Linked DNA regions of Homo sapiens: region 1 is linked to region 2. Evidence: read pairs that join two places in POLR2A ChIA-PET (ENCODE). Cell type or tissue: A673. All regions are shown on one strand. Links, peaks and the distances in the headings refer to the core of each region. The heading gives the core; the rest is flanking DNA. Region 1 has its middle 16 kb from the start of LINC01066. Region 2 overlaps LINC01058 (long intergenic non-protein coding RNA 1058).

The links. Peaks named below come from ENCODE experiments on the same cell type or tissue, not always from the same donor. Only the 100,000 strongest peaks of a DNase experiment are listed, where the experiment ranks them.
Region 1: POLR2A ChIA-PET joins it to region 2 with 7 read pairs; 2 of 35 experiments call an interaction of 5 or more read pairs at or near these places.

The regions. Positions count from the first base shown.
Region 1 is chr13:31,006,815-31,017,039 of GRCh38, forward strand. No RefSeq gene overlaps it. Among named protein-coding and RNA genes, the nearest start is that of LINC01066, 16 kb to the left of the region's middle. In A673, for the core only: a CTCF peak has its summit at 6,032 (motif pointing left); DNase peaks (open chromatin) are centred at 4,827 and 6,017; H3K4me3 peaks cover 3,833 bases; H3K27ac peaks cover 4,000 bases.
Region 2 is chr13:30,409,586-30,419,810 of GRCh38, forward strand. LINC01058 (long intergenic non-protein coding RNA 1058) reads right to left here. Exons shown (of 2, transcript NR_125771.1): 2 at 9,854-10,225. Among named protein-coding and RNA genes, the nearest start is that of LINC01058, 7.5 kb to the right of the region's middle. In A673, for the core only: no CTCF peak of the experiment used is centred there; no DNase peak of the experiment used is centred there; H3K27ac peaks cover 2,490 bases.

The sequences.
Region 1 (10,225 bases), core at 3,140-7,139, 600 kb after region 2:
CTTCATGGCTGAGAGTGAGTTTTTAACTGAGGCCAACCTGGGTTTTTTGTTTTTTTGGGTTTTTTTTTTTTTGCACTTTATTTATCAACTAGATACAATACAATATTGAGCTTTTTTATTGCTATTTATTTATCAACTAGCCTTATTTATCAACTAGATACATAATAAACTGTGCATATTGAATGTATACAATTTGATGAATTTGGACATATGCATACACCCATGAAACCATCATCACAAAAAAAGTAATAAACATATCCACTACCTCCAAAACTTTCCCTATGCCGTGTGTGTGTGTGTGTGTGTGTGTGTGTGTGTGTGTGTGTGTTAAGAGCACTTACTATGAGATATACCCTATTAACAAAATTGTAAGTGCATTCAGTATTGATGACTTTGGTAGTATCGTTGGCTATAGGTGCAATGCTATACAGCAGATCCCTAGAACTAATTCATCTTGCATAACTGAAACTTTATAGAGGTTCCTCAAACAATTAAAAATAGAACTACCATATGATCCAGCAATCCGACTTCTGAACGTATACCCAAAAGAACTGAAATCAGGATCTCAAAGAGATGTCTGCACACCCATGTTCGTAGCAGCACTGTTGACAATAGCCAAGATATGGAAATAACTCCACCTGGTTTCCATCCTTTGCTAATTGGGTTAGCCAGTCTGGGGACTGCAGTTACCCAAGCCATATTGCTTGTGACTGGACTATGTTTGGTGGGGTGTCTCTGAGGCCCGAGGCTCCCCATTGCCAGCTTGGAATAGTGACAGGATCTGAAGCTCCCAGCGTGAGGTGTGTGTGAGCTGGTGCAGGATCCAGTCTGTGTGGGAGGACGTGGGATGATGCCTCTTCAAAGTAAAAAGTGATGGCCTCAGTGGCACACATTTAAATTCGCTGCAGGAAAATAAGCACACAGCAGCTATTTTTAATTTGCCTTAGAACATGCAAGAGCCAGCATTGCTCATAGAGCAAAATATTGGCTTTGGATAGAGGAGATGAAGAGTTTCTGAGTTTCACTTCTCACTTCTTTGCTGAGAGACACTGGGAAAGAGCTCAGGGAAGACAGCAAGTGGCTGAACTGGGCCATTTGTGAGCCGGTACGAGTTCACCTTCAGTGTCGCCACACTCCTTTCATCTCTGAGGACCCCAAGCTTGTTCCCCTAGCACCGCAGGTCAACTCCTTCATATAGTACTGTTCCCTCTCTCAAGGTCTGCTCCCAGGCAAAGTTCTGGAAGTTGTTTTCTCAATCTGGTGTAAAAGACTGATAATAGCTTGCACGTACCTTTGCAGACGTTTTTGTATTTCGACAAGGCTGAACACCTTAATGCCAAGCTGTGCTGCTCCAGTTGGCCTGCCCGGCACATCAGTGGGCAGCGTGTCTGTAAGGGGAGGGGCCTTTCCTGACACAGCTGGAGCACAGCATGTAGTAGCTGTTTATTCCACCTCGGCAGACAGTCAGATTTAGTTGACACTACTTAGAATTAGATTTTTAAAGCTGGAAAGAACCTGGTCGAATTTCCTTCCATTAAAGATAAAGAAACAGACCTGGAGGCCTGATGTCACTTCAGTTCAATTCAACAGGTGTTTTCTAAGCACCTACTGTGTGCCAGACACCAGCCTGACATAAGAGAAGCAATGAGTGATATGATACGGCACTTGGCCTCCGTCTTCCCACCCTCACACGGTCAGGCGGGGCAGATGCAGGACTGCATTCTTGCTTCTGCAGGCAGGTGCACTAAGAGTGGGCAGACAGACCACCAGTAGGGCCAGTGTTGGAAATCATTCTTCAATTTGCTAGAACTGTGAAGAATGACTCATACAGCACTCCCAGAAGGGTACCGTCATTGTCATATCTCTGAAATCTTGGGAAATAAAGTTAGATCTCAAATGTAGGGATTAGGGACACAAACCCAGGAAGTTCATAACTGTAAACTTCTCTCAATTCAGTTGAATTCAACAAACATTTGTTGAGTGCTTATTTGTGCCCATTACTGAGAAGGGTACCAAGAGCACAGAAAATACCTGTTGAATTGCTAACATAAGAAAGTCTTGTGGCAAAGCGTGATGTGGTTTTCAAACTGCAGCTCTCTGCCCCCTAGTGAGTCATGACATCAGCTTAGTGTATAGTAGACACAACTTAGGCGTAGAGAAAAGGAAATAGAATAGAAAAAAATAAGAGCACTTTACACAAATTAAAGGTCAATAGTGTTTCACAAAATATGGTGTATATGTGAGTGTGTGTATATAATCAATAGCATGTGTGCATATATATGTTTAACAGATTCTTACTGAGGATTATGATATAAGAGAAAATTTGTAAGTCATGATTTACAACACATACCATAGGAAGAGGTGATGCTTCAGGCTATGTGCCTGTGGTAGAACCAACTAGAATGTAAGTTAATAGACAGTGTATCAGTTATGGATTGCCAGAGTCATGCTGCATAACACATTACCACAAAACCTCAGTGGCACACAAGAGTACTCACTGGTTTTCTCAGGTGCCTGCTCATCAGCTAGAGAATTCTGTTGGCCATAGTTAGCTGGATCACACATCTGAAACCCGGCAGGCCATTGGCTGACCTAAGATGAGCTTGGCTGGGAACCAGGGCACCGTGGCTTGTTCCGTGTATCTCTCCTCTTCCAGCAGACGAGCGTGGGCATGTTCTCAGGGAGATCAAATGAGAGAGAGGACACACACATTGTGCATACCTTTTAAAGCCTCTTTGGCATCATGTTTTCTAATTTTCCACTGACCAAAGTCACAAGCCAAGCTCCAAATTATATGGCAAAGAGTGTGGGCCATTTTTACAGTTTACCACAACAATAAGCAGTAAGGTTGGATTTGCTCTGATTCATCCTGTCCCCAGACTCTTGGCTTTCCCTTTTTTTTATCTTGATTTGAGCATCTGGTGCCTACAACTCCAGAGGGTATGGCTAGAGCCTTTATTCCCTTTGCAACCTAATAGGTGAAAAAGTTACAGATGGACAGCAAGGAGGGGCCCTAGGGAGACCCACTAGAAAGAAGATACAATACAGGACCTGGCAGGGACCTGGCATCTCCTGGCAGGGCAGGGCTGGGTGGAGGGCAGTCAGGAGAGAGGGTGTGAGGGAATCTACAGGAGGGAATTTGACAACTTGGAACATCCTTGTTCTTCCCAATTTTGTATTCAATTCAATCAACTTGTTCCAGGAAGAGGATAAATTAATCCCATTTCTAATGTAGAAAAAAACAAGCCTTCTATTCCTGCCACTAATCCGTGATGTGACCTTCGACAAGATACTTCTCTGGGTCTCAGTTTCCCCACTGTAAAGGAAGGGGGATGACTCTATGGGTTGGATGGTGCCTTCCAGCTTCGTCTTCTCTGCCTTCCTCCAATGCCTTGCTCATGGTACAGATGCATTGCTTAAGGCCCACTCCACCCTCCAGTGCTCAGGACACAGAGCTAATCCATCCTAACCTTCCCTATTAGGGTGGTCATTGCCCTAATAGCCTTCTCAACATCCCCCTCCACTGCTATAGCTGACCAGTGTATACAGGCAAGATGAGCTCTGCCATGCTTATTTGGTAAAGCTGGAGGAAGCAACTCTCTTTATTTCTAAGCCACTAAGAGGCCATGGAATATACCCAAGCAGCTGGAAAAGCAGCAATGTACTCATTTCAGATTAATTTAGAGAAGCGAGCTGGAAAATGCTTGGGCCGTGCCTTGCAACAAATTTGGATCCTCTTAAAAGCTCACATAAGCTGTGATATCCTGATGGTAGGAAGTCTTTAATACTCACTGGGGGAAGGGGAAGGATCTGACTCTTTAAAGGTCACTGTTACTTTTAACTATTTTAAAAGAATAATAAAGGAAGAACACCTTCAAGTAAAGGCATTTAAGGTTCATTTCTAAGGGACCAGCAACTTGGGTTAGAACAATTTACACTAATTTTACACTGGATGAGAAGAGAGGTGATAGGGGACATTAGAGACCGGCAAGTCCACACTGCTCCCCCTCTGCTCATCCATCTGTGCTGTCCCTGGAGGTAGCTGGGGACCTCAAGCAGAGTCTGGAGAAGGGGGCTTGAGTGACCAGTGAGCAGCGTGGCTCTCCTGTGCTGGGATCCTGGTTCCAGCACTTACTAGCTGTGGGAAGCCTGGCAAGTTCATCAACCTTTCTGTGCCTCAGTTTCCTGATCTATAAAATGGAGACAATAATTGTATCTCTCCTACAGAGTTGATGAGAGGATTAACACAAACGTGCATGTAAAAGACTCAATGCTTGGCACATAATAACCTCAACAGAGGCTAGATATTAGTGACAGTGCTGTCAAGCCTGCATTCATTATTTTAAAATTAAAGTACTTTTCTAATTTTTGGCTCCTAACATGGCTAAAAAGACAACCCTCTTTCAAATTTCAGCTTGTGTTGGGTTTGAAAGTCCCCAGCACAATCGCCCCCACCATTTTTTCCCTCCTTCCCTTGCTTAAGCAATATCTGGTCTCCATTTTTACACAAGTGGTTTAACAATCTAGATTCACTGACGAGCTCCCCTTAGACTTCCCTCCTTTCCTCTTCATCTGGACAAGCTGCTGGGGAATCCTCTGAATTTCAACCCCGGGGAAGCCCCAAACCTTCTGGAGTCACTTTCTCTTTTAGAATCTTAAGACCATTGATTATATCTGTCTATTTTCTGAAGCTGTAGAGACAGCCACTCAAGAAACAGAATTTCAAAAGGATACTATATTCGATGAATTAGTCAATTCCCTTGTGGTAGACATGAAATTATCCCTAAACCACCCCAACAGAGGAGACTCTTACAGTGAGAGGCAAAGAGATGCTGGGTTTTAACAATAGGAGAGCTCATTTGCAATGCAAATGAGCAACCAGCAGGCAAATGAACCCTTATGGGAAAACCACTCTAATCATAAAACCTATTTGCTTTGGGGAAACTGCAATGTAAGGACAAGCAGAATCATAGCTCCGTGAATTCCCTCTAATATAGGATATTAGGGAATTATCCAGGTAGTTTTCTATGAAATTGTGCTTGAATGAAACAAAATGCATTGCTGGGCGGTAGATAATATCTTTAAAAATTGAATCCACAATTGCAGACTAAATTATTTATGGTTGTCACTATAGCTGTGATAGTTTGGATATGAAATAGTCAGGCCTTTCCCTTTGTTTTTATTTGTAGGAAAACAAGTCATTCAAGCTTTTTAGTGATACAATGTGACTTGCTGTCGATGGCAGTTACGAATTTCCAAGCCCTGCCAAGCACAGGAGTACCCAGAAGGGACATATGTTTTCTCTGCTTTGTGTTCCAAATTTGCCTTAAAAACATGCAATTATGTGAAGGCCTGATATATATTTTCAAGGAAAAGCACAATAATGGCCCTGTTTTCTAGCTGTGTTTCTCCAAAACGTATTTATATTGCTGCCTTTAAAAAAGAAGTTGGCTAATGATCACTGGATTTTTGCTTTCCTTCGTGACATATGAAAATTTGATGGGGTCTGTGAGATTTAAGAACTGTTTTCTTAAGTGCAAAGGAAATTTAGTTAACATAGTGTGTGCCAAGAGCCTGACAAATCTTCTGTAGTTACCTTTCATCCATTTCCTTATTTTTGTGAAGGGTGGGAGAAGGGAGGCAGGAAGTGAGAGAAGATGTGGCCAGAGGCAGTGATGGTAGCGTGACCCCAGAGGACAGACAGCAAACCTCAGCCGGCTCCTAAGGCATGACAGGTGTGGGTGTGTCATGCTTGTTGGTGGAGGTGGGGTGAGGTGGGATATTTGTTGCGGATGGCTCTGAGGAGAAGTTGTGAAGGGAAAAAGGCTTTTTGGTTGCATTTTATGCTTAAATGAAAATTACTGTAAAACCCTTTATAAATTATATAATCACACTCCCTTTAGATTTCATGCCCTTCATTGCTATTATTAATGATGGCTTTCACTCCACTGTCTCAGCAGCATTTCCAGGAAATTTATTGAGACAAGATGAGTTAGTCTCTTTCTGGATTGGGGAGCCCCCTCCTGGGAGGTAGGGCAATTTTTGTTGTTGCTGTTTTTTTCTTTTTCAGTGATGAAGGTAGAGAAAGGCAAAAGGCCAATTCCACATAAAATGCTAGTTAGTGGACAGGCAATCCATCGCAGTAAAAAAATTTCAGGAAGTATTGAAGCTAAGACGAAAAAATATTCAGGTACAGTGGAAAAAATGAAAGTTTGTGGTAGAGATAACATATAGGCAATATATTTTGATTCCTTTGTACAAATCTGCAAAACAAATGTGTTTTATGTAACTTATGGACTAATAAAGTATTTATATCTGATATTTAGAATTGTAAGGGCTCAGAAAAATACAATGTGAAAAACTGTGACAGTAGCATGTCTTTCCTATAATTTTCCAACCTTAAGAGAAATAATTTTCAAATCCTTAAAAGTTGTTTCACCTTCTGGATTTCACATCTAGAACTCAGGAGAAGTCGTATAGGTGTTCTTAGAGACCGGATCTTTTTATTTTTATATTTATTTATATTTATTTATTTATTTTGAGACGGCGTCTCGCTCTTTCACCCAGGCTAGAGTGCAGTGCCGCAATCTCGGCTCACTGCGAGCTCCGCCTCCTGGGTTCACGCCATTCTCCTGCCTCAGCCTCCTAAGTAGCTGGGACTACAGGTGCCTGCCACCATGCCCGGCTAATTTTTTGAATTTTTAGTAGAGGTGGGGTTTCACCATGTTAGCCAGGATGGTCTCGATCTCCTGACCTCGTGATCTGGCCTCCTCTGCCTCCCAAAGTGCTGGTCGTGAGCCACCGCGCCCAGCCAAGACAGGATCTTTTTATTAAAGCTTAGACCCAAGTATGTTTTTCTCATGTGTTGTGTGCGAGCCTGGTAAACTCTCATCTGCTTTTTTGGATCCTAGAGAAGGCTTTGGCCAAAGAACACTTTGAATTAACTCAGTGGTAATGTCTTTTGTCTGATAAGGGAAATGGCTCTCAGTTTGATGAAATATCTTTTGCATGTATTTAAATACTGGTAAGATATTTCTCCCAGTTAACTTCTGAAATTACTTCCTGGGTTCCGTTCTTGCCAGAAGAGCCCTACAAAGAATTTTCAAGTAGAAACTTCAGGCTACATGTGTCTCCACTCTAGACCTGGGTCCTTGGTTTTGTTCCCCGATGAAAAGTAATTGTGAGGCCATTCAAGTCACAATCTGAAAGATGCTTTAATTTTATAAAACGGCAGATCTCCCAGTAGCTTTGGTGTCAGTCTGAGTTTTACAGGAGGGGCCACCACCTTGGAGACTGGTACACAGAGATTTCAGGAGATGATTCTATTGGAAGAAAAGCCAATTTCCTCCTTTGCTGTTTGCCTCAGGCCTCATGAGACAGTGTAAGAACATCAGAGCCTGACTTGGCTGTACTCACTGGTGATAGTTTATTCATTCTAAGCCAGATGTTTGGGGATTTTCATTTATAAAAGGCAAATTGGTGAGACAGTAGCTAAGAGACTGAAGGTGAGTAGGAGGTATTCTCTGGTGATCCGTTTATTGACTAAAAGAGATCCAGTTTCACTAACACCAGAGTTCCTCCATCCAATGGCCACAGCTTGAGAAAATTTACCCCAGAAAAAGAGATGGCAGGTCAGTTCCCCCAAGGCCTCCTCCTGGCTCAGCATGGGTGAGAGATGGGCTGGAGAGCAGAGGATGTGGCACAGGCAGCTCTAAAACAGAGGACCCCTGACAGGGGACAGAGTCTTTGGAATCTGACACAGTAAAATATTTGTAGACTGCCTTTTCTCATTCAGTCTAGTTCCTGATCCTTTTTTTGAGGGGGTGCGGAAGCTTCCTCTTTTCTCTCTCAAGTCAAAGCCTATCCTATCCTCCCTCTCCTCCCACTACCTCTCTACCTCCTCCTTCCTTCCACCCAGTAAAGCCAACCCTACCCTAGAATTTGGGGTTGTGGAATCAATTGAATTGGCATAGAGACTCACAACAGTGAGGGCTGGAATATCCAAATTACCTGGAGGCTCAGCTTATCTCACTGGACTCATAAAGAGAGAAATTATGGGTTTCCAGAAATTGTATTTTGTAGATATTACTATTAGCATTATACATTTTTAATTTATTTTCTTTTTGTTTTGATAAGATAATATCAAATGACCCTTGAAGAGTTACAAAGCTTAAATGCACCCTTTCAGGTAGGAATTGGCCAGGTGAACTTTCCAAATATTCATCTGGGTAATTTGATTTTCTTTTTGAAGATTGATTTTTCAGTGAAAATCCTTTTAATTCTATAAAACAGCAATGCAGATTAAATTCTTTTTAAACTGTCACTTCTTAATGGAATTAGAAACAAATTGTGAATGCATCAGGGAAATGAACAAAAGAGATACATGTTAGAAATTGACAGAGTTTAGGTAAGTCTAATTAGACATTCAATTCTTTGGACTTTGGCTCCTAGACTAAAGAAAATGCAGCTATGTTCATAGCTAATTATTCTTTTTTGCTTTCAGGAGTATGAAAAGAGAGGAAGACAGCTGCTGGATCTGGAAACTTTCAAATGCATAATGAAACAGAGTATGAGGTCACAGAATAAAGTAAATGGGTTTTATAAACATTGGCTCATTGAAACCACAGTTAAAACTTTAACCATATGAACCAATTAGGCCAGATGATCTATCTGTAAGATCATTCTCAGCTCTGAACTGTAATTTCTACTTAAAACCCATCTGATTTACTGAACTGTTTACATGGTAAAATATATTTAAATTACTTAGTACACTAGACCAACAAGATATTTAAAGACTTATGTTAAAAACGAGAAAAGGCCGGGCGCGGTAGCTCACGCCTGTAATCCCAGCACTTTGGGAGGCCAAGGCTGGCAGATAGTTTGAGGTCAGGAATTCAAGACCAGCCTGACCAACATGGAGAAACCCTGTCTCTACTAAAAATACAAAATTAGCTGGGCATGGTGGCCCATGCCTGTAATTCCAGCTATTCAGGAGGCTGAGACAGGAGAATCGCTTGAACCTGGGAGGCAGAGGTTGCAGTGAGCCGAGATCGAGCCTTTGCACTCCAGCCTGGGCAACAAGAGCGAAACTCCATCTCAAAAAAAAAAAAAAAAGGAGAAAGACTTTTATTACATCACTGGTTTTATACGTATTTTTGTCCGGAGAGGTTGGGCATTTCCCTTACCTCCATCTGCTGGAATTAGGTATTTTAAACTTTTTCTCTGCCACCTTGGTTAGCCTAGAATATGAAATCTTAATGAATAAGGTTGCACTCATATCATAAAATAAAATATATATTATAAAGGAACAAGCTGTTTAAGCTCTATTTGTTAAGGTTTCATGATTATGTCTGAAATTATAGGAAAAAAGTATTCAAGGTAAAGCTCTATGATCTTGTTCCTGGAGTTTGAACAAAAATACACTCTTGTCAGACTGTAGGCTGGTGAAGTCCCCAGGTGCCCTTTTCAAGGGCAGAGCCCCAGATTCCATGGCTACCGTGGGAGTTTAGGTGTGCTTAGCATTTCACTTGCTGTGGGAAAAGGAATGTTAAATAACACATATTTTTTAAAAGTGTCCCTTTCTGTCTTAGTCTTTTCGGGCTGCTATAACAAAACACCTTAGACTTGGTGGCTTATAAACAATAAAAATTTGTTTCTTACAGTTCTGGAGGCTGCAAAGTCCAAGATGAAGGCAGATTCACTGCCTGGTGAGGAGGGCCTGCTTCCTCGATCCAGGACAGCACCGTCTCACAGTGTGCTCACGTGGTGAGGGGTGAGGGGTCTCTCTGGAGCCTCTTTTTATAAGGCCACTAATCTCATTCATGAGGGATCTGCCCTCGTGACCTAATCACCTCCCAAAGGCCCCACCTCCCAACACCATCATATTGGGAGGTAGGATTCCAACATATGAATTTTGGGAGAACACAAACATTCAGACCACAGCGCCTTCATTTGTGTGAAATGAAACAAACTTCCTGTTAGGAAGAGAGAGGAGCGTCTTATTTAAATGTATAAATTATTCAGTGTTTTAGCAATATCCCAGATATTTTAAACCAAAATAGTGTCATTACCTACAATTTTAGAATGCTTGCCTGCCTGCCTGGTCATCTACCCATTCCTTTATTCCTTCCTTCCTTCCTACCTTCCTCCCCTTCTTTCCTTCCTTCCTTCCTTCTTTCCTTCCTTCCTTCCTTCCTTCCTTCCTTCCTTCCCTCCCTCCTTCCTT
Region 2 (10,225 bases), core at 3,333-7,332:
CTGCCCTGGGAAGAACATCAGTTGTCCTCTCTCTTGGGACGAATAGAGGCATCCCAAATCGTGATCTTGGATCTGCTGTGCCTTCACTGATCCTATTCCCCTACAAATTCATTTCCCGGGAAGTTCCTAGGAACTGGTGTCAAACATCCTCATACTTTCCTTCCTTTCTCATGAAACTGTTCTAGTATCTGGCTGATATCCCCGTGTCTACCTTTACGTAGCTCAGTTTTTGTTGGGTTTTTGTTGCTGTTGTTGTTGTTTGCTTGTTTTTAATGTGCCAACATTATGTTTGGGCTTTTTTGCTTGCTTTTTGAAATAAATTTTTACAATTCAGAATTCCAGGAAAGACTTTCTTTTCTCACTTACTAGGTTAACAGAACGCTAGCCATGTGGTTCTAACCTCTGGGGATTTTAGGCAGCGAAAATCTCATCACATAGCCAGAGAAATAATCACAAATTCCCACGACACACTTCCAGGCGGTATCACAGCTCCTGGCCTGCTTGAGATCTGTGGGAGTGAGTCAGTGCTGGAGATCTGAGCTGGAAGCTGCCTGGAGTCCTTCTGCACTGATATTTTGTCCCTTTTCCTCTAAGTCAAAAACACAAAGTCCTCTACAAACATTTTTTCATTAGTTTGTTTGTCTGTTTTGCTTTCTAAAAACACCAGACCCCTGTTCAGTTTCCTCTGAGATCTGTGTTAGTATTAAACATTTAGTGCTATTTAAAAAAAAAAAAAAAAGGGCTGGGCGTGGTGACTCACCCCTGTAATCCCAGCACTTTAGGAGGCCGAGGTGGGTGGATTGCCTGAGTTCAGGAGTTCTCGACCAGGCTGGGCAACACAGTGAAGCCCCATTTCTACTAAAACACAACAAATTAGCCAGGCATGGTGGCGCATGCCTATAGTCCCAGCTACTCGGGAGGCTGAGGCAGGAGAAGTGCTTGAACCCGGGAAGCAGAGGTTGCAGTGAGCTGAGATTGCGCCACTGGACTCCAGCCTGGGTGACAGCGAGACTCCGACTCAAAGAAAGAGAGAGGAAGGAAGGAAGGAAGGAAGGAAGGAAGGAAGGAAGGAAGGAAGGAAAGGGAGAAAGAAAACTTTGGCCTCATTGAAAAAGCATAGCAGAATCTTGTTTATTCTTTTGTCTGTCTGTCCATACCAAGGTGTGACTGACTACCTAAATTGCCCTAGTAGTTACAATGGGATAATTCATTTCCTTTCTCAGCTATTGAGTGCTAAAATCATTCTCCTTGGAACAGATGCAATGTCTTATCTAGAAAAATACCCAGAAAGCAACATTTATGACTATTTATAAGGGTGATGAGCACATTGGTTATGTAGATTTAAAAAAATGAGGTACATCCTAATCATTCTTAAGATGCCCTCACAGTGATACATACTTCTCATGAAACCAAAATCTTCCTCCTCCAAATCTCACATAGTCCAAACCGTGCTTCAGAAAATGGGCATGGTTTCTATAAATCGAATCCATGGTCACATTTAAAACACTGAAGGTGTGTTCACATAGGAAAATTACTTCAGCAGACCAAATTTTAAAAATACTTTTTAATAAGAAAGAGGTGGCCTAACCTGTGACAACCTCATAAAATTTTGGAATAGGAAACAGTCTTAAGTATCATCTCATTCAAAAACCAAACGGTATCCCTGACAAGTGGTTTTCTCAAATCCGTGGAAATACAACCAGTGGCAGGGACACCCCAAGTGACCCACCCTTTCCAACTCTTAGAAATGTTTTTTTTCCACAAAGCCTGAGATTCTCAAATCTTTTTTCCTTGAGCACTCACTCATCATTCTGTCCTGGCCATGTGGGAAAAACCTCTTCCACAAAGTAGCTCCTCCACGTGTTTGAATGCAGCTCTTAGAGGCTTTTCTTTTGTAGGTTTGCAGTACGGACTCATTTTATTCCTTAAGTCCATTAAAAATTGCTTATTGTGGCTGGGCACAGTGGCTCATGCCTGTAATCTCAGCACTTAGGGAGGCCGAGGCAGGTGGATCACTTGAGGTCAGGAGTTCAAGACCAGCCTAGCCAACATGATGAAACCCACCTCTATGAAAAATACAAAAATTAGCTGAACGTGTTGGTGCACGCCTGTAATCCCAGCTACTCGGGAGGCTGAGGCAGGAGAATCACTTGAACCCAAGAGGCAGAGGTTGCAGTGAGCCAGGGTCGCACCACTGCACTCCAGCCTGGGTGACAGAACAAGACACTGTCTCAAAAAAAAAAAAAAAAAAAAAATCCTTGTTGAGGGCTGGGTGCCATGGCTCATGCCTGTAATCTGTAATCCTAGCACTTTGGGAAGCCGAGGCAGGCAAATCGATTGAGCTCAGGAGTTCTAGACTAGCTTGGGCAACATAGTGAAACCCTGTCTCTACAAAAAATACAAAAAAATTGGCTGGGTGTGGTGGCACATGCCTGTAGTCCCAGCTACTTGCGGGGCTGAGGTGGGAGAATTGCTTGAGCCCAGGAGGTCGAGGCTGCAGTGAGGCGAGATCGCACCACTGCACTCCAACCTGGGTGACAAAGTGAGACCCTATTTCAAAAACAAAAAACAAACAAACAAACAAAAACTGCTTATTGTGTACCTAGGATGGCTGAATGATGGAAAAGGAAAACAAAGCCACAGCCCTCCTGGAACATATATTCTATTGAGGAAGACAGAAAATAAACAGTTAAATAGGTACATTTATAATATAATGTAGGTAGTGATACATATATAGAAAGAAAGGCAGGGTAAAGAAACTGGGAATGAGAGTGTTTCTTTAGGTTGGGAGGTAAGAGAGGTCCTATTAAGGACATAACATTTGGACAAGGACCTGACTTTCAGAAAAATCTCCTGAACTGAGGGGATGAGCCATGTCAATATCTGGGGAGAGAAAAAAAAAAGGCCTTGAAATGATAAATGCTTGATGTCTGGGGAATACCAATGAGGCCATCAGTGAAGAGGAAACAGTGAGGGGAAAGAGGTAGGAAGTGAGCTCTGAGAGGTAGCCAGCAGGGTCACACTTTGAAAGCAGGGACATGACATGATTTCAAGAGGCTTTCCATCTTAATTACTATGTTCTCTGTATATTTTAGCTGGTCAAAGTCTCTGTAAAAGGTGGTCACCCAGAATTGCCTCCAGTATTCCAGGTGGGGCCTAACTGGCACAGAGTAAAGCAGGACCACCCCCTCCTTTATTCTGGACATTATATTTCTATTAATACATTCTGAGGCCTCCCGTCACATTTTAGAAAGTCATTTATTGAGTTTGCTGTTTTCTTTTGCATACTGCACTTTGTTGTTTTTTTTTTTTTTTTTGAGACGGAGTCTTGCTCTGTCACCCAGGCTGCAGTGCGGTGGTGCAATCTCGGCTAATCGCAACCTCTGCCTCCTGGGTTCAAGTGATTCTCCTGCCTCAGCCTCCCGAGTAGCTGGGATTACAGGTGCATGCCACCATGCCCAGCTAATTTTTTTGTATTTTTAGTAGAGATTGGGCGGGGGGGTGTCACCATGTTGGCCAGGCTGGTCTCGAACTCCTGACCTCAGGTGATCCGCCCACCTCGGTCTCCCAAAGTGCTGGGATTACAGGCGTGAGCCACTGCATGGGCGCATATTGCATTCTTAAGCCATACTTTCCATGCAGGTTTCTTCCACAACCTCACCCTCTTGTCCCCTGGCCTAAGACCTACTGACATCAAGAAGCTTCAGGAAACCTCATCCTATAAATCAAGTGGTGGCCTACTCATAGGAAAGTCCTTACAGATACTTTTTTTTTTAAAGAGATGGGTCCTCACTATGTTGCCCAGGCTGGACTCAAACAATCCTCCCGCCTCAGCCTCCCAAGTAGCTTGGACTATATATATAAGCCACTGGACCTGGCTCAGATACGTTTATGTATTTGCCTCATTCTGATGTCATTTAAATATGCCATGTTCCAAACATCATGAACTTGTTTAGTGAGCTTTTAGGGGCCAGAATGTGGAATGCTATCCTATTAAACTCTATCTTATTAAACTTGACACATTGCTCCAGTCTTTTAAGATGTTTTTGGCCTCTGGTTCTAGCATCTTAATGTATAAGCTATTCCTCTTATCTGTGTGTCAACAACAGATTTCACCAGCATATGACTTATAACAATATTGTACTGAGTGAGGCTTAAGATAGGGCCCCGTGGTAAGCCTATAAAGAACCCCGTCGAAGTTGAAATGGATCCATTACCAAGACTTTTGGGAAATGATTGTTCAACCAGCTAGCTGCAAATCAATCTAATTGTACCATGATCTACCCTACATCTCTCCATTAGCTAATCAAGAAGAACACTGTAAAATATTTTTGTCTAATGTCTTACTGAAATTTATATGCACCGCCTTGACCTTCTGCTCAACCATGCTGTCAAAGAAATTAAGTTCCACTTAAACTTTGAAGTTCCTATTTTCTTTCGTGCTGCTCTTTTACCAACTCTAGACATTTCCTCCCATTCTGGGGCTTGCGTAACTGCAGACACTAGCCATACCTGGAAGCATGCTTCCTTCTTTTCTACTGCAACTGTGCAATACACTTTTGTTTTCCTAAATGTATTATACATATAACTGGTAAACTGAGTCAACTGGGATCATCTGAATCATGTTTATTTTTATTTATTTATTTTTTTTTTGAGATGGAGTCTCGCTCTGTCACCCAGGCTGGAGTGCAGTGGCGCAATCTCGGCTCACTGCAAGCTCTGCCTCCCGGGTTCACACCATTCTCCTGCTTCAGCCTCCCAAGTAGCTGGGACTACAGGTACCTGCCACCGCGCCTGGCTAATTTTTTGTATTTTTTAGTAGAGACGGGGTTTCACCATATTAGCCAGGATGGTCTCGATCTCCTGACCTCGTGATCCGCCCACCTCAGCCACCCAAAGTGCTGGGATTACAGGCGTGAGCCACCGCGCCTGGCCTTGAATCATGTTTTAAATATACAATGAACTGCTCAATCATTCAATCAATAAAGTTATTGATCACCCCCTCCATAAGTCTAATATTTCCAAAATGAAAAATCTTTTTGTAATACAAATGTAATACTTTCTAACATGAATTTTTGTTTACCTAGGCTGAATTTTCTCAAAACATGATATGGTTTGGCTCTGTGTCCCCATCCAAATCTCATCTCGAATTGCAGTCCCCATGTGTCAGGGGAGGGACCCAGTAGGAGGTGACTGGATCACGGGGCCAGTTTCCTTTATGGTGTTCTTGTGATAGTGAGTTCTCACAAGATCTGATGGTTTAAAAGTGTGGCACTTTCCCCCCAACCCCCTGCCTTGCTCTCTCTATCTCTCTCCTGCCACCATGTAAGACATGCCTTGCAAGCTTCCCGTTCCACCACAATTTTAAGTTTCCTGAGGCCTCCTCAGCCATGCAGAACTGTGAGTCAACTCTTTTCCTTAAAAATTACCCAGTCTCAGGTACTTTTATTAATATACAGCATTGTGAGAACGGACTAATACAGATGATTAAATAATAGTAATATTCTTTTTTTAAAAAATAATTTCAACTTTTATTTTAGATTCAGAGGGCACATATGCAGGCTTGTTACATGAGTATATTGTGTGACACTGAGGTTTGAGGTTCAATTAATCCCATCACTGAGGTTCTGAGCATAGTACCTAATAGGTAGTTTTTCAGCCCTTGACTCCCTCCCTTTTTCCTCCCTCCCTTTCTCCTCCCTCCCTTTCTTCTTCCTCTGGTAGTCTCCAGTGTCTGCTGTTTCCATCTTTACGTCCACGTGTACTCAATGTTTAGCTCACACTTATAAGTGAGAAAATGCAGGATTTGGTTTTCTGTTCCTGCATTAATTCACTTGGGCTAACAGCTTCCAGCTGCATCCATGTTGCTGCAAAGGACATGATTTCGTTCTTTTTTATGGCTGGGCAGTATTTCATGGTGTATGTGTACCACATGGTCTTTATCTAACCCACCACTGATGGACCCCTAGATTGATTCCATGTCTTTGCTATTGTGAATAGTGCTGCAGTGAACATATGAGCACACGCGTCTTTTTGGTGGAAACATTTGTTTTCTTTTGGGTATGTACCAAGTAATGGGACTGCTGGGTCAAATGGTAGTTCTAAGTTCTCTGAGGCATCTCCAAACTGCTTTCCACAGTGGCTGGACTAATTTATGTTCCCATCAACAATGTATAAGCATTACATTTTCTCTACAGCCTCAACAGCATCTGTTATTATTTTTTTGACTTTTTAATAATAGCCATTCTGACTAGAGTGAGATGGTATCTCCCTGTGGTTTAAATTTGCATTTCTCTGAGTAGTGATGTGGAACATTTTTTCATGTCTGTTGGCTGCTTGTATGTCTTCTTTTGAGAAGTGTCTGTTCATGTCCTTTGCCCACTTTTTAATGGGGTTAATTATTGTTTACTCATTGAAATGTTTAAGTTCCCTATAGAGTCTGGATGTTAGCCCCTGTCAGATGCACAGCTTGTGAAGATTTTCTCCCATTCTGTAGTTTGTTTGTTTACTCTGTTGATAGTTTTTCTGTGCAGAAGCTCTTTAAATAATACTAACATTCTTGAGCAGTTCTCTAATGACCCCTTTACACTCTTAAAAATAGTTGAGAACCCCAGAGAGTTTTTGCTTATACAGGATATATCCATCAATATTTACAGTAATAGAAATTAAATCAGAAAATTATTTATTAATTCATTTAAAATAATAACAACAAACCCGTAATATATCAACATAATCAATATTTTATGAAAGATATATTTTCCAAAACAAAAAAGTTAGTGAGAAGAGTGGCATTGTTTTACACTTTTAGATGTCCTGAATGTCTGGCTTAGTAGGACACAGCTAGATCCTCATGTCTGTTTCTGCATTTAAGCTGTGGTGATGCACATGGCATATGCCTTCTGGAAAACTCCACTGTACACTCCTAAGAGAATGACAATGAAAGATGCAAACAATGTCTTGGTGTTATTATGAAAATAGTTTTGATCTGTGGGCCCCCTGAAAGAGTTTTGAGGACCTCAGAGTAGACACTGTTTAAATAATAAAATATACCTATTTTTGGCTTTGAATGTCAGAAAGCTCAGAGCTACATTTAGCAACCACTTCAGGCCTGGTATTATAGTCCTTTGCAGCTTTGCTCAACTGCAGTCTGTTTGCGACTTGCCCTTTACTTCTTTTTTTGGTGTTTACAGCTCTTGGCCATACTTTTTCTGTGTTTTTATTAGACCTTGCTTCAAATCCTTTGGAAAGCAGGTTGGGTGTTTGACAATATAGGTAATTGTGCACATATGCTTATACACATATATTTCAACACAAGTTTAAAATTATACTTTGATTTCATGTTCAATATCCACCTAGCAAACACACCTCAACAGGATGAAAATATATATGATAGTCACACAAAAAATTAAGACACTCCTCAGATTGTCTGAATGCACTTTTTACACAAAGCCCAGAGGATAGGGGTTACATTGCAAGAAATCTACTATATAAAAAGATTGGCTGGGCGCGGTGGCTCATGCCTGTAATCCTAGCACTTTGGGAGGCTGCGATGGGTGGATCACTTGAGGTCAGGAGTTCGAGACCAGCCTGGCCAACATGGTGAAACCTTGTCTCTACTAAAAATACAAAAATTACCCGGGTGTGGTGGCACATGCCTGTAATCCCAGCTACTGGGGAGGCTGAGGCAGAAGAATTGCTTGGACCTGGGAGGCGGAGGTTGCAGTGAGCCAAGATCGTGCCATTGCACTCCAGCCTGGGCGAAAAAGCGAGACTCCATCCTCCCACCTCAAAAAAAAAAAAAAAAATTCAGCTCCACCTGGGCATGGTGGCTCACGCCTGTAATCCTGGCACTTTGGGAGGCCGAGAAGGGCGGATCACTTGAGGTCAGGAGTTCTAGACCAGCCTGGCCAACATGGTGAAACCCCGTTTCTACTAAAAATACAAAAATTAGCCAGGGCTGGTGGTGGGCACCTGTAATCCCAGCTACTCGGGAGGCTGAGGCAGGAGAATTGCTTGAACCTGGAGGTGGAGGTTGTGGTGAGCCGAGATCACGCCACTGCACTCCAGCCAAACAGCAAGACTCTGTCTCCAAAAAAAAAATACAGCTCCATAATAGACAATTTATCATCCTGGAAGTTAAGCAAATAATCAAAATCTATACAGTGTTTGAACTGTTTCTCAAGCCCCCTACTTAGACATTGCCATTTTTCTGTATCAGTAACTAATTTGATGCCTATAATATACATTTGAAATGTCTGACCTCCACTCTTCTCTCTTCTTTCCTGGAGAACTGTCCGGTCATTCATGAGGATGAGTGTCCCCAGATGTGCCTGTCTCAGGGCACCCTCTCCTGGGCACACCTGATTGGATCAAGCTGTGCACCTGACCCAGGCTGGGACAACCAAATTCCCTCTCCCAGGAATCTGGTATTGGACTGAGGACAGCCACTCACCTTTGGCTAATCTCTTTAGGAGAGAAGATGTAGATGTGATAGTTGTTGAGGGATTATCCTCTGCCCAGCTACTCACAGAGAAGAAAGTGGATTGCAGAGGGAGACACGAAGCAGAGAAGAAAGCTGGAGAAGGTGGACTGTCTAGGTTCCTAGCAGCTTCTCGGGCTACCTTGAGGCCATCTGCCCTTGGACTTCATGAGATACTGCTATACTCTTCTATGTCCCTTAATGCTTACGTCAGCTCAAGTTGATTACTTCCAACCAAAAGGACTTAACTCAGACAAGGACAAAGCCAAGACCATCAGTGAGGTTTTTTTCTTTATAACCAGGTCCCTTACAGCATCCTGGGGAGCACTGTAGGTCCTAAATACACATTATTCACATTATTCACTCTCCAAAGGCTTCCATTAGGCAAAAACATCTTCTCATCCAAGGCCAACTAGATTAGGAAATGGCATTTCTTATGGCTTTCCATCCCCAGAGGGCAAATGCACAGATGACTGCAGTTAGCAATTGACTCTGTGGGTTAGTATTTGCTGAGGGCACACACCCTGAGACTTGAATGACAGAAATCCCCAGGTGCCAAGGAGGAGACTGGCAATTATGCCTCCAATCACCTCCCTGTTCTGCCGCCCTCTAAATCAGCACTCCCCACCGCGGTGACCCTCAATGACTGGCAAGACGACCCATTTTTAAAGGGCCAATTTTTAACAGCTGGAAACAATAAACGTCGTGGGAGGTGAAGATGCTGGGAGGACTGATTTCTCCTTCGCTGTTTTCAAAAGTCAAAAGATGCTGGGTGTAATGGCAACAGCCACAGAAAGTTAGCACAACTCCTGCCACGGAGCAGCTGTGTGATGGTGGCTTCCCCAGTCCCCCTCCCTGGGCCTCGGTTCTTACAGCTGCAAAATGAGGAGGTAGAATGAGATGCTCTTTAATATCCCTTTCATCTTCAACTTTCTACAATTCTTGTAAGCTGGAAAGATGTACACAGAACTTCATCTTGATTTTATTACTTGTAGTCCATCTTCTTGTGACAGAGCCAGCGGCAGCTTGTGCATGTGAAAGTAAGTTGTTCACTCTCTCTCTGAGATGATTTAAGAGGTTGTGAAAACCCAAAGTACCTCCTTCAGTGTTCTGCCATAGCCAGGCCTGAAGCTCCCCTGCCCCAGAGCCAGACCTGGGATCCAGGTATCATTTATCTACGTCAAAAGGCAAACATGTACATTGTACATTGTTTTCCCAGAGCATATTAGCCTGGACTTGCCTCTGGAGTCCCTAGGAATGATACTAGGCCTGGGATCCAGCAGAGGCCAGGAAAGGTCTCAGGCACAGGGTACTGTGGTGGCAGACAGGCCTGGGCAGTAAGTAGTGTGTGCAGGGTAGCCCGTGAGTGGCAAGAAGCTCCAAAGTGGGGGACAGCCCTGAGCCAACTGCGTGCAGTAGGGAACAGGGCTGTCAGCTCCAGCACTGCACTTTTGCTTCATTTTGCTCACCAGATCCTCTTGCTCCTCTTCAGGGTGCCCAGCAGGAAGGGTCTCTAACTATCTTCCAGGGCCCACTCCACAATATAAGGAAAGCCTGACATTAGGCCCCAGTAGGAGTAGGAATTCCTTAGCAGCCGCCTTGGCCCTAGCTTCTGCCTTCTAGGCTGTCATGACAAAAAGACTAGGGATAGTTGGCCATGCTGGAGAAAATGGCCATTCTGTTGTGAATGAAGCAGCTGCCTGGAACCACTGAAGCCCCTCTCCTGTGGCCCTTCCTTTGTAGAAG